Regions from separate parts of the Homo sapiens genome. Here region 1 is linked to region 2. Evidence: chromatin contacts called from ENCODE Hi-C or POLR2A ChIA-PET data. All regions are on one chromosome and are shown on one strand. Each heading gives the region's core, a stretch centred on a gene start or an enhancer-like site at or near the end of the contact. The rest is flanking DNA. Distances are from core to core; before and after follow the strand shown.

Region 1 (5,682 bases), core at 2,162-4,661, 390 kb before region 2:
TCAGCTAATCAAGTCTGCTCACTGATGTGGGGCACACCTGGAGCCTTCAGAAAACATCTCCAAAGAGGAAACGTTTTTTTTTTTTTAAAGTAGATAAAAAGCCCTGTAATCCAAGGGTGAGCGGGGCCCTCACTGAGTGCGGCACCGAAACTCTCCTTTTGGGAAGTGGTGGGGTCAGCCGGGAGAACATACAACATCCAGTGCAAACCTTACAACCTCCGTTTTTATTTCTGTCTTTATGTTTTTAAGTAATTGTCAATGTTTGTTACTTTGTAACATTTGTTACCAACTAACATTTTTTTCCGGATACCTTTTCTTCATCAGCAAGATTTTGATAAGTTGTTTAAGCTTTATTATTTTTTGCCAATGATAGAACAAATGAGTACATCTTTAATAATTAGACACTTCCTTACCTTTTTTTTTTTTTTTTGGAGAGCTATGGTGCCCAGGCTGGAGGACAGTAGCTATTCACAGGCATGATCATAGCATGCTGCAGCCTACAGCACCTGGGATCAAGCAATCCTCCTGCCTCAGCCTCCAGGGTAGCTGGGACTCCGGTTGCACACCACTATCCCCAACTAATTTTTTTTTGAGACAGGGCCTCACTCTGCTGTCCAGTCTGGAGTGCAATGGCACAATCACAGCTCACTACAGTCTTGATCTCCTGTGCGCAAGCGATCCTTCGATCCTTCCCACCTCAGCCCTCCAAGTATCTGGGACTACAAGTGCACGCCACCACACCCAGCTAATTGTTTATTAGCAGAGACGGGTCTCCTTATGTTGCCCAGACTGGTCTTGAACTCCTAGGCTCAAGCAATCCCTCTGCCTTGGCCTCCCAAAATGCTGGGATTGTGAGCCACTGTGCCTAGCCCAATTTTTAAAATTTTTTAGAGATCGGGGTCTCGCTATGTTGCCTAGGTTGGTCTGGAACTCTTGGCCTCAAGTGATCCTCCTGCCTCAGCCTCTCAAGCAGCCGGGACTCCAGGCATATGCAGGACTTCCTTATTTCTATAGGAAGCAGAGACAAGCGGGTTGCTCTGTGCCCACCCTCTTTCTCAAGTATTTTGTGCGACACGTGGGCACTGGTTGCCAGGGCTAAACACCTCACCAACAAAGCAGGACAGCCCAGGGATTAAACTCAAGAATCCTGGCTGGGCACAGTGGCTCACACCTGTAATCCCAGCACTTTGGGAGGCCGAGGTGAGTGGATCACATGAAGTCGGGAGTTTGAGACCAGCCTGACCAACATGGAGAAACCCCGTCTCTACTAAAAATACAAAATTAGCCAGGCAAGATGGCGCATGCCTATCATCCTAGCTACTCAGGAGGCTGAGGCAGGAGAATTGCTTGAACCCGAGAGGTGGAGGTGCGGTGAACTGAGATGGCGCCATTGCACTCCAGCCTGGGCAACAAGAGTGAAACTCCGTCTCAAAAAAAAAAAAAAATCAAGAATCCTGAATGATGTGGTGATGTGCGCCTATAATATCAGCTACTAGAGAGGCTGGGGCAGAGGGATCACTTGAGCCCAGGAAGTCGAGGCTGCAGTGAGCTGTGATCACACCACTGCACTCCAGCCTGGGCGACAGAGTGAGACACTGCCTCTTAAAAAAAAAAAAATCCTGAACAAGTGAGAAGACTGCCATCAATTTGATGGCGTTTGGACATTTATGTAAAGTATCTTTACCAGAAAATCAAGAAAATATAAACTTTTAGATTTTGGAAAGGGTATTATACACAAAGAAGCACAAGGTCAGAGAAACATTCTCATAAAGGGCTTCTGGAATCACGGATCCACAGATGGGGATATCATGACAAAGACAAAAATATCAGATGACATTTTTAAACATTTAACGTGTGCCGTGTACTGTACGAAACGGATACTCAGTTAATCTTCACAATAATTCTGGAGGTAGGTACTACTATTATGTTTATTTTGTAGATGAGGAAACTGAGGCATGGAGAGGTTCTGAAACTTGACCAAGTCGTAACTGGCACGTGGTCACAGTCAGGATTCAAACCCAGAGCTGCCTGACCCTGGAGCCTCCACAATGTGGCCTCCATGGTTAGCACTGACCTGCAGGCATCAGAGAGCTGCCGGAATACTCCTCACCCACAGGAACTGCGAGAGGCACGGCCCACGATGGCATTTTGGTGACTTTCATAGAAGTGTGAACCTCAGGTGCCTGCAGGCCTTGTGAAGGAGAACCTCTCCCTGGCTGAGGAAGGGGCACCTGGGTTTGAAAGGCCTCCTTGTGAGGCAAGGGTGCCTGGAACTTGCTTCAGAATAACCCATGGGGCGGGAGCAGGTCAGTGGGTCTGGACCAAACGGGAGCTGAGAATTGCTGAAGCTGAAGTTGACTGATGGATATGCAGGAGTGTGGGGTGTGTGTGTGCAGTGGCGTGATCACGGCTCACTGCATCCTTGACCTCACAGGCCCAAGCAATTCTCCCACCTCAGCCTCCCGAGAAGCTGGGACCATAGGCACATGCCACTACAGCTATTTTTTTTTTATTTTTTGTAGAGACAGGGTCTCCCTATATTGCCTAGGTTGGTCTTGAACTCCTGGGCTTACTAAAGCGATCCTCCTGCCTCAGCCTCCCAAAGTGCTAGGACTACAGGTGTGAGCCACCGTGACTGGCCAAGAGTTCATTTTATTCTTTTCTCTGTTTTTGTGTTTGCTTGGAATTTTACAAAATAAAATTAAAAATAAGAAAATGAGGGGCGATCCCATCGCCTCTTAAGAGGAACATGCTGACTCAACAGGAAATACTGAGGGAAGAGCCCCCCACTGAGTAAGCACCTCTGTGCGCTGGGCACCGCACAGACCCTCGCTCTCTAGTCCTCACGACACCCCTACGAGAGCGCAGCCTGCTCCAGCCTCATCTACAGAGCAGACTCCGGCGTTCAGACCACCGCTGGGATGGCTCGCCAAGGAGGCTGGGAACTGCAGCCAGGCCAGCTAGTTTGCACCAAGATGTGCTTCTTCCCTTTCTCCATCTTGAAGTACCAAGTGTTAGGCCAACCAATCACCCAGAGGAGGTGGGTATTTGGTTAAACGTTGGACTAAAAACAGAAGAAGCAGAACCACAGACAGAACCATGCAGATGAAGTGCAGCGGCCGTGGGAACAGTGAGACATCTGAGGCAACATTTCTAATGTAAAATGAGAAGGAAATGAGGTCAGGGAGCGGTGGCTCATGCCTAGAATCCCAGCACTGTGGGAGGCTAAGGAGGGTGGATGGCTCGAGCTCAGGAGTTTGAGACCCGTCTGGCCAACATGGAGAAACCCCATCTCTACCAAAATTGAAAAATTAGCAGAGCATGGTGGCACGCTCCTGTAGTCCCAGCTACTTGGAGGGCTGAGGCTGGAGGACCAGGTGACACAGTGAGACCCTGTCTCCAAAAAAAAAAAAAAAAAGAAGGAAGTGAGAATGAAGAGGGGCCCACTTTTTGCCTTGCTCAGAATTCCGTGGAAGCCACGCCACCTGCTCAGAGTGGTCCTGGGTGCGACTGCTGCACTCATTTTGTAGATGAGGAAGCTGAAGCATGAAGAGGCTGAGACACCTGCCCACGTCTTAGCTGTCATCTGGTCATAGTCCCCATGGTTAAAGGGGACTGAGCCCACCCCACACTCCAAGAAGGAGAGTGCCCACGCCTGGCCAACCTGAGTGGCACATGCCTGATGGCAGTGATGACAGTGACAATGTCTGCAGCTCTGGGAAGGGGACAGGCTCCTGCCTGTGGCATTGAATCCCACTGGATGTGGACTGGGGGCCGGACACGGAGGGAGACAACACAGCAGAAAGCGAGGCCTAAAGAGAGAGACCCTTCCCAGCGACATGGATGAGGGCCTGGCTTAGGTTACACTGCACATCCCCACTCCCTCTGGACCTGGAATTCTGTGAACCAGAAAATGGGTCGACTTAGGTTTCCGTAACTTGTAACCAAAGAATAAGGCTGAGGCCGGGCACGGTGGCTCACGCCTGTAATCCCAGCACTTTGAGAGGCTGATGCAGGTGGATCACTTGAGGTCAGGAGTTCGAGACCAGCCTGGCCAACATGGTGAAATCCTGTCTCTACTAAAAAATACAAAAATTAGCCAGGCATGGTGGTGCATGCCTGTAATCCCAGTTACTCGGGAGGCTGAGGCAGGAGAATCGCTTGAACCTGGGAGGCGGAGATTGCAGTAAACTGAGATCACACCACTGCACTCCAGCCTGCGTGACAGAGCAAGATGCTGTCTCAAAAAAAAAAAAAAAAAAAGAAGAAGAAAGCTGACTAATGATCTCACTCAGTGTGTTGAGCCCCTCCCTCTCTTCAAATGTCGGCGGCTCCGCAGTGAGCACCCCCAGGAGATGTAGAGAATCCCAAGCCTGTGCTTGGAGATTCCGATTGGCTGGACCTGGGCAGGGCCCAGGAGCTGAATAGTCAGTAAATGCTCCGATGCAGCTTCCCAGTTTGGGAAGCCATGTTCTAGGGAACACTCTTTGGAAAATGCCACTCTCTGGAACACCACGTGGGCTGTACGAACTTTCTCAGAGTTGCTTATGTTTCTAGCAATGTGCTATGACAAAATGCACATCAGCCAAAGACCTTTAGAGGAGCTTACAACAGTACCTGGTGATTTTAAGGTCCTCGTTCAAGACTCAGAAGGGATTAAAGGGCTCTGATAACTAATTTCTCGAGAAATGAGTTTTGTGTACCTGGAGCACACAAAACAGGTGATTCTGGGTAGGCCACTGAAGCCGAGAGCAGGGACTGGGACCACAGTTTATATTGCTCAAGTGTTCTCAGCCAACATGAACACTGAGTCTTAGCTGGGTTTCAGGACTTGTGGATTCCTGAAGATGGGCACGTAAAATGCTACATTTATGGAAAGTAGGTTAGCAATAGGGTCTGCAATTTCATATTCTCTGACCCAGTAATTCTACTTCTTGCACTATGACCCAGGAAAATAATGAGAGAAGTGTGCAAAAACCATGCACAGAGATGCTCCACACAGCTGTGTCTCTGACACCAGCTACTTTAGACAACTCACACGGCTATCAACTGGAGAGTGGTCCAATTAAGTTTGCAGCCTTTAAAAGCATGTTGCCAAGGAATTTTTACCACCTTGCTCACAAAACAAGTTACTGAGAATGTCGATACATATGTATATGCACACGCATCCTCTGTATAATGTTGATATATATAGGTATATACATATATATACCATATAATCTCAATTCCTTGTTTAAAAATATAGATATATCTATGTCCATATATAAAATGATAGGATATCTACCAAAATAATAACAGTGATGATCTCTGAGTAATTTCTATTTTCTTCTTTATAATTCTATTTTCTAAATTAGAAAAAGTTAAAAAATTAAAATATATCCTTTAAAAAGCATGTTTTCGGATAATTTTTTTTTTTTTTTTTTTTTTTTTTTTGAGACAGAGTCTTGCTCTGTCGCCCAGGCTGGAGTGCAGTGGCACGATCTCGGCTCACTGTAAGCTCCGCCTCCCGGGTTCACGCCATTCTCCTGCCTCAGCCTCCTGAGTAGCTGGGACTATAGGCACCCGCCACCACGCTCGGCTTATTTTTTGTATTTTTTTAGTAGAGACGGGGTTTCACCGTGTTAGCCAGGATGGTCTCGATCTCCTGACCTCGTGATCCACCCGCCTCGGCCTCCCAAAGTG
Region 2 (5,755 bases), core at 575-3,074:
AGGGGGCAGGAAAGAGAGAGAGCAAAGCAGATTCCAGGAGAAACAGGAGGGAAGAAGGGCTGCGGGAATAGACTGGCATATGCAAAGGTCTAGAGGAGGAAAGAGCAGGTTTAGTCAAAGAACTCAAAATAGTTCAGCACGGTCAGACTTTGGAGTCTGGTGAGGGACAGGATGTACAAGCAAGGGGACTCAATCCATACATTCCAGGCAGGCTTCCCCAAGGCGTTCCCCTTGGGGAAAAGCTAAATTTGCCCAATCCACAGCTAGCTGTCATCGTTCTGGAGCCCAGGAGGTCAACCTCATTTTAATTAAGACACACCATTTATTGAGTCCTGTTATAGAACATTGGCTCATTCAATTGTCGGGTAACTATTTTATTATTATTATTTTTTGAGATGGAGTTTTGCTCTTGTTGCTCAGGCTGGAGTGTAATGGTGTGATTTTGGCTCACCGCAACCTTCACCTCTCGGGTTCAAGCGATTCTCCTGCCTCAGCCTCCCAAGTAGCTGGGATTGCAGGCATGCGCCACCATGCCTGGCTAATTTTGTATTTTCAGTAGAGACGGGGTTTCTCCATGTTAGTCAGGCTTGTCTCGAACTCCCGACCTCAGGTGATCTGCCTGCCTTGGCCTCCCAAAGTGCTGGAATTACAGACATGAGACACCTCGCCCGGCCTATTTTTCTTTTTCTTTCTTTCTTTCTTTCTTTCTTTTTTTGAGACGTAGTCTTGCTGTCACCCAGGCTGGAGTGCAGTAGCACGATCTAGGCTCTGCAACCTCCGCCTCCCAGGTTCAAGCATTTCTCTTGCCTCAGCCTCCCAAGTAGCTGAGATTGCAGGCATGAGCCACCATGCCCAGCTAAGTTTTATGTTTTTAGTAGAGATGGGGCTTCCCCATGTTGGCCAAGTTGGTCTCAAACTCCTGACTTCAGGGGATCTGCCTGCCTCGGCCTCCCAAAGTGCTGGGATTACAGGTGTGAGCCATCGCGCCTTGACCCTCTGGTAACTTTTTTTTTTTTGAGATGGAGTCTCGCTCTGTCACCCAGGCTGGAGTGCAGTGGCGAGATCTCGGCTCACTGCAAGCTCCGCCTCCTGGGTTCACGCCATTCTCCTGCCTCAGCCTCCTGAGTAGCTGGGACTACAGGTGCCAGCCACCACGCCCTGCTAATTTTTTGTAGAGATGGGGTTTCACCGTGTTCGCCAGGATGGTCTCCATCTCCTGACCTTGTGATCCGCCCACCTCAGCCTCCCAAAGTGCTGGGATTACAGGCGTGAGCCACTGCGCCCGGCCTCCTCTGGTAACTTTCATGTGACCCCATTTTACAGATGAGAAAACTGAGACTTAAGTTTGGACACTTTGTCCTAGGTCATGCAGCTGACTACATTTAGGAACTGCGAATGTTCATTTATGTAAATACTTCTGCTTTAGCAGTGCCTCTTCCATGAGGTAATGTGTGTAAAAGCTTTCTTGTAGTAGAGCCATATAAACACGAAGCATTGTTATTCATTTTGCTGGACTTTTGGCTCCATCCAGTTCAGCCTGCAGCATTTAGGGAGTCCAGGAAGGGGTGAGGGCAGTAATTAAAGCCTAAAGGCCCAATGGCCTGTCGGAATTCCCTGTCTATTCTGGTTCCCTCTCCGAGGCACCTCCAGATTTTATCTTCTACCAAATAGAGAGTTTGTTTCTCAGAAGTTGCAGGATGTGGGCGGTTATATAAAAAAAAAAAAAAAAAAAAAAAAAAAAGCAGCATCAACAACTACAAAAACCCCAGCAGCAGCCTAAACACAAAAGAGTCTGAATTTTGAACAAAGGGCAGGGTGAGACCTGAAAGTAAACGCTGACACATCCTCTCCCCAGCTGTGAACTGGGGGTCTGAGGGCTGCAGCAAAGGTCATCTGTCTCTATCTTTAGGCAGGAAATGCAATTCAATCCTCCCAGTGACTGATCACTTCGCAAGATTAATGGAATCATCTCCAACACTGGTCCCTGTTCCAACAGCACAAAAAGTGAATCAACCTTCTCACTTACTCAGCGAGGTCAGCGGATTCCCCGTTCTAAAAGTTCAAAACTTTTCTCCAGGAAATTTGTCCTTGACTATTCCTTTGTGGGGCGAAATCCTGCTTTCTGGGCTAAGACTGAAATGTGGTATTTGAAAGTCCGGGGACTTTTGTAGGCTTTTCATCTGTTACTACTTCAACTTTAAAATAAAATAAATGCAAAAGGCCTGATTTTCCCTGAAAGGGTTAATTGCCAGCCCTCTGAGCCCTCCCTCGGGGATCGTCAACCAATCACAATTGAGTATGATGAAGTAATGCTTAGATTTTTATTTCCATTGGTTAAAGTACTTGTCCATCAATCCAAAGAGGCAATTTTTTTTTTTTTTTTTCTTTTTTTTCTTTTTTGTTTTTTTGAGACAGAGTCTCGCTCTGTTGCCCAGGCTGGAGTGCAGTGGCGCGATCTCGGCTCACCACAACCTCCGCCTCTCGGGTACAAGCGATCTTCCTGCCTCAGCCCCGCTAGTAGCTGTGATTACAGGCACGCGCCACCACGCCCGGTTAATTTTTGTATTTTTAGTAGAGGGGGGGTTTCACCATGTTGGCCAGGCTGGTCTCAAACTTCTGACCTCAGGTGATCCACACGCCTCGGCCTCCCAAAGTGATGGGATTACAGGCGTGAGCCACCGCGCCCGCCCTAAAAAGACAAGTTTTTTAAAGAATCTTTGAACTTTCGTGACTCTTCCTGGCATTAACCCCTTAATTAACTCACCTGTTATATTCAGTGTTCCTTTCAACCCTCACAGTGGAAGAGACAGATTATAAAATGAAGAATTCGCTGGGCGCGGTGGCACACGCCTGTAGTCCCAGCACTTTGGGAGGCCGAGGCGGGTGCATCCACCTGAGGTCTGGAGTTCGAGAGCAGCCTGGCCAACATGGTGAAACCCTGCCTCTACTAAAAACACAAAAATGAGCCAGGCATGGTGGTGGGCACCTGTAATCCCAGCTACTCAGGAGGCTGAGACAGGAGAATAGCTTGTACCCGGCAGGTGGAGGTTGCAGTGAGCCGAGATCGTGGCATTGCACTCCAGCCTGGGCGACAGAGCAAGACTCCGTCTCTAAATAAATAAATAAAATGAAGAATTCTAGAGAGAAACTGAAGTCTTCCCCAAATGGCCAAGGCTTGACAGTCTATATGCATGCATTTTGGTCTTCCTTAGTCTTTTTACTCAATCTACAAAAGACTGAGGAATAAAAAGAAAAGGTCTTTGGAGACCCCAATCACGTTCTTTTTTTTTTTTTCTTTTTTTTTTTTTTTTTGAGATAAAATTTCACTCTTGTCGCCCAGGCTGGAGTACAGTGGTAGAATCTCGGCTCACTGCAACCTCCGCCTCCCAGGTTCACGGGGTTCTCCTGTCTCAGCCTCCTGAAGTAGCTGGGATTACAGGTGCCCGCCACCATGCCGAGCTAATTTTTTTGTATTTTTTTTTTAGTAGAGACAGGGTTTCACCATGTTGGCCAGGCTGGTCTTGAACTCCTGACCTCAGGTGATCCACCCGCCTCGGCCTCCCAAAGTGCTAGGATTATAGGCGTGAGCCACCGCGCCCGGCCTGGAGACCCCAATCACTTTAACAGAAATAGTATGGTCTGTTATCCTCCCAGATTAAGACTATTTCCCAAGTAAGAATATTTGTTTCAGGAGCCTGGCGCATTGGCTCACGCCTGTAATCCCAGCACTTTGGGAGACAGAGGCAGGCGGATTACCTGAGGTCAGGAGTTCGAGATCAGCCTGGCTAATGTGGTGAAACCCTGTCTCTACTAAAAATACAAAATTAGCTGGGCATGGTGGCACACGCCTGTAATCCCAGCTACTCCGGAGGCTGAGGCAGGAGGAGGCTGAGGCAAGAGAATCGCTTGAACCCGGGAGGTGGAGGTTGCAGTGAGCCGGGATCATGTCACTGTAGTCCAACCTGGGCGACAGTGAGTCTCCGTCATAAAAAAAAAAAAAAAAAGAATATTTGTTTTAAATTGCAAAACTCATACAAATATGGCAAATCTCTAACATTTGCCAACACTGGATGCTGGATACACGAGTCTTTATTTATTTTATTAATTTTTTTTGAGAGGGAGTCTCACTCTGTTGCCCAGGCTGAAGTGCAGTGGCACCATCTCGGGTCACTGCAACCTCTGCCTCCTGAGTCAAGCGATTCTCCTGCCTCAGCCTCCTGAGTAGCTGAGATTACAGATGTAACCACACCTGGCCAATTTGTGTATTTTTAGTAGAGACGGGGCTTTGCCATGGTGCCCAGGCTGGTCTCGAACCCCTGACCTCAGGTGATCTGCCTGCCTGAGCCTCCCAAAATGTTAGGATTATACGCGTGAGCCACTGCACTAGGCCCTCTTTATTTATTTTATAACTTTCATTATGTTTGAAATATTTGACAAATGTAAAAGGTCAAAATTGTTGTTAAAGACGCAAATAATATATAAATATAACCCCGTTAAAATTTTCTCCCCTCCTGTGAGGGAATCAAAGGTAGTGGTTTGCCGCGCAATTCCAAGCCTTTCTTTTTTTTTTTTTTGAGATGGAGTCTTGCTCCCGTTGGGCAGGCTGAAGTGCAGTGGCATGATCTCGGCTCATTGCAACTTCTACCTCCCAGGTTCAAGCGATTCTCCTTCCTCAGCCTCTCAAGTAGCTGGGATTACAGGCGAGCGCCACCACGCCCAGCTAATTTTTGTATCTTTAGTAGAGACAGGGTTTCGCCATGTTGGCCAGACTGGTCTCGAACTCCTGACCTCAGGTGATCCATCTGCCTCAGCCTCCCAAAGTGCTAGGATTACAGGAGTGAGCCACCGTGCCCAGTCTCCAAGCCTTTCTTATCTTTTTTTTTTTTTGGTGGGGGGGCACACATATATATATACAAATATTACTATAAATAGCTTGTTTTGACATAAATGGGTCATAATATACACTTTACTCTGTGACTTTTTAAAACCAATCGAATTTTCTATCACAACACTCAGATTTATGTAACACTTAAATAATACTTTTTTTCTTTTTCTTTTCTTTTTTTTTTTTTTTGAGACGAAGTTTCGCTCTTGTTGTCTAGGCCCCTGGGGTGCAATGGTGCGATCTCGGATCACTGCAACCTCTGACTCCCGGGTTCCAGCGATTCTCCTGTCTTAACCTCCCGAGTAGCTGGGATTACAGGCACATGCCGCCACGCCCAACAAATTTTTGGTATTTTTAGTAGAGACGGGGTTTCACCATGTTGGCCAGGCTGGTCTCCAACTCTTGACCTCAGGTGATCCGCCTGCCTCAGCCTCCCAGTGTTGGGATTACAGGCGTGAGCCACCGCGCCCAGCCTAAATAATACTTTAGAATGGCAGTTCTACAGATAGCACGTGGAAAGGGGTCCAAGATTATAGTCAGTGAAAGGCAAGATGAGAGATGGTGTGTATATTTCTTTCTTTCTTTCTTTTTTTTTTTTGAGATGGAGACTTGCTTAGTCACCCATGCTGGAGTGCAGTGGCATGATTTTGGCTCACTGCAATCTCTGCCTCCCGGGTTTAAGCAATTTTCCTGCCTCAGCCTCCTGAGTAGGTGGGATTACAGGCGCGTGTCGCCATGCCTGGCTAATTTTTGTATTTTTAGTAGAGACAGGGTCTCATCATGTTGACCAGGCTGGTCTCCAACTCCTTACCTCAAATGATCTGCCCACCTTGGCCTTCCAAAGTGGTGGGATTACAGGCATGAGCCACA

What was found. A loop is a pair of places that touch in the nucleus more often than their neighbours do. ChIA-PET counts read pairs that join two places held with the same protein, here RNA polymerase II (POLR2A). Pooled maps may share reads with other maps.
Region 1: a pooled map shows a loop between it and region 2 (3-fold over the local background). The contact joins two enhancer-like sites. A Hi-C loop is called at or near these places in 1 of 37 single-sample maps with no recorded cell type and 4 of 50 pooled maps. POLR2A ChIA-PET finds 5 or more read pairs at or near these places in 2 of 52 experiments (B cell and OCI-LY7).

Annotation. Positions count from the first base shown.
Region 1 is chr12:121,978,145-121,983,826 of GRCh38, reverse strand. The region is part of intron 19 of CFAP251 (cilia and flagella associated protein 251); the gene reads right to left. Among named protein-coding and RNA genes, the nearest start is that of BCL7A, 41 kb to the left of the region's middle. RefSeq lists enhancers at 3,172-3,221, 3,242-3,321. Within about 2 kb of position 3,411, at least 5 of the 41 ENCODE cell types and tissues checked have a DNase peak (open chromatin) inside an H3K27ac peak, as active enhancers do; they include B cell and OCI-LY7, where a contact is called at or near this core.
Region 2 is chr12:121,586,885-121,592,639 of GRCh38, reverse strand. All of the region lies in intron 1 of KDM2B-DT (KDM2B divergent transcript), which reads right to left. Among named protein-coding and RNA genes, the nearest start is that of KDM2B, 8.7 kb to the right of the region's middle. RefSeq lists enhancers at 51-866, 867-1,682. Within about 2 kb of position 1,824, at least 28 of the 41 ENCODE cell types and tissues checked have a DNase peak (open chromatin) inside an H3K27ac peak, as active enhancers do; they include B cell and OCI-LY7, where a contact is called at or near this core.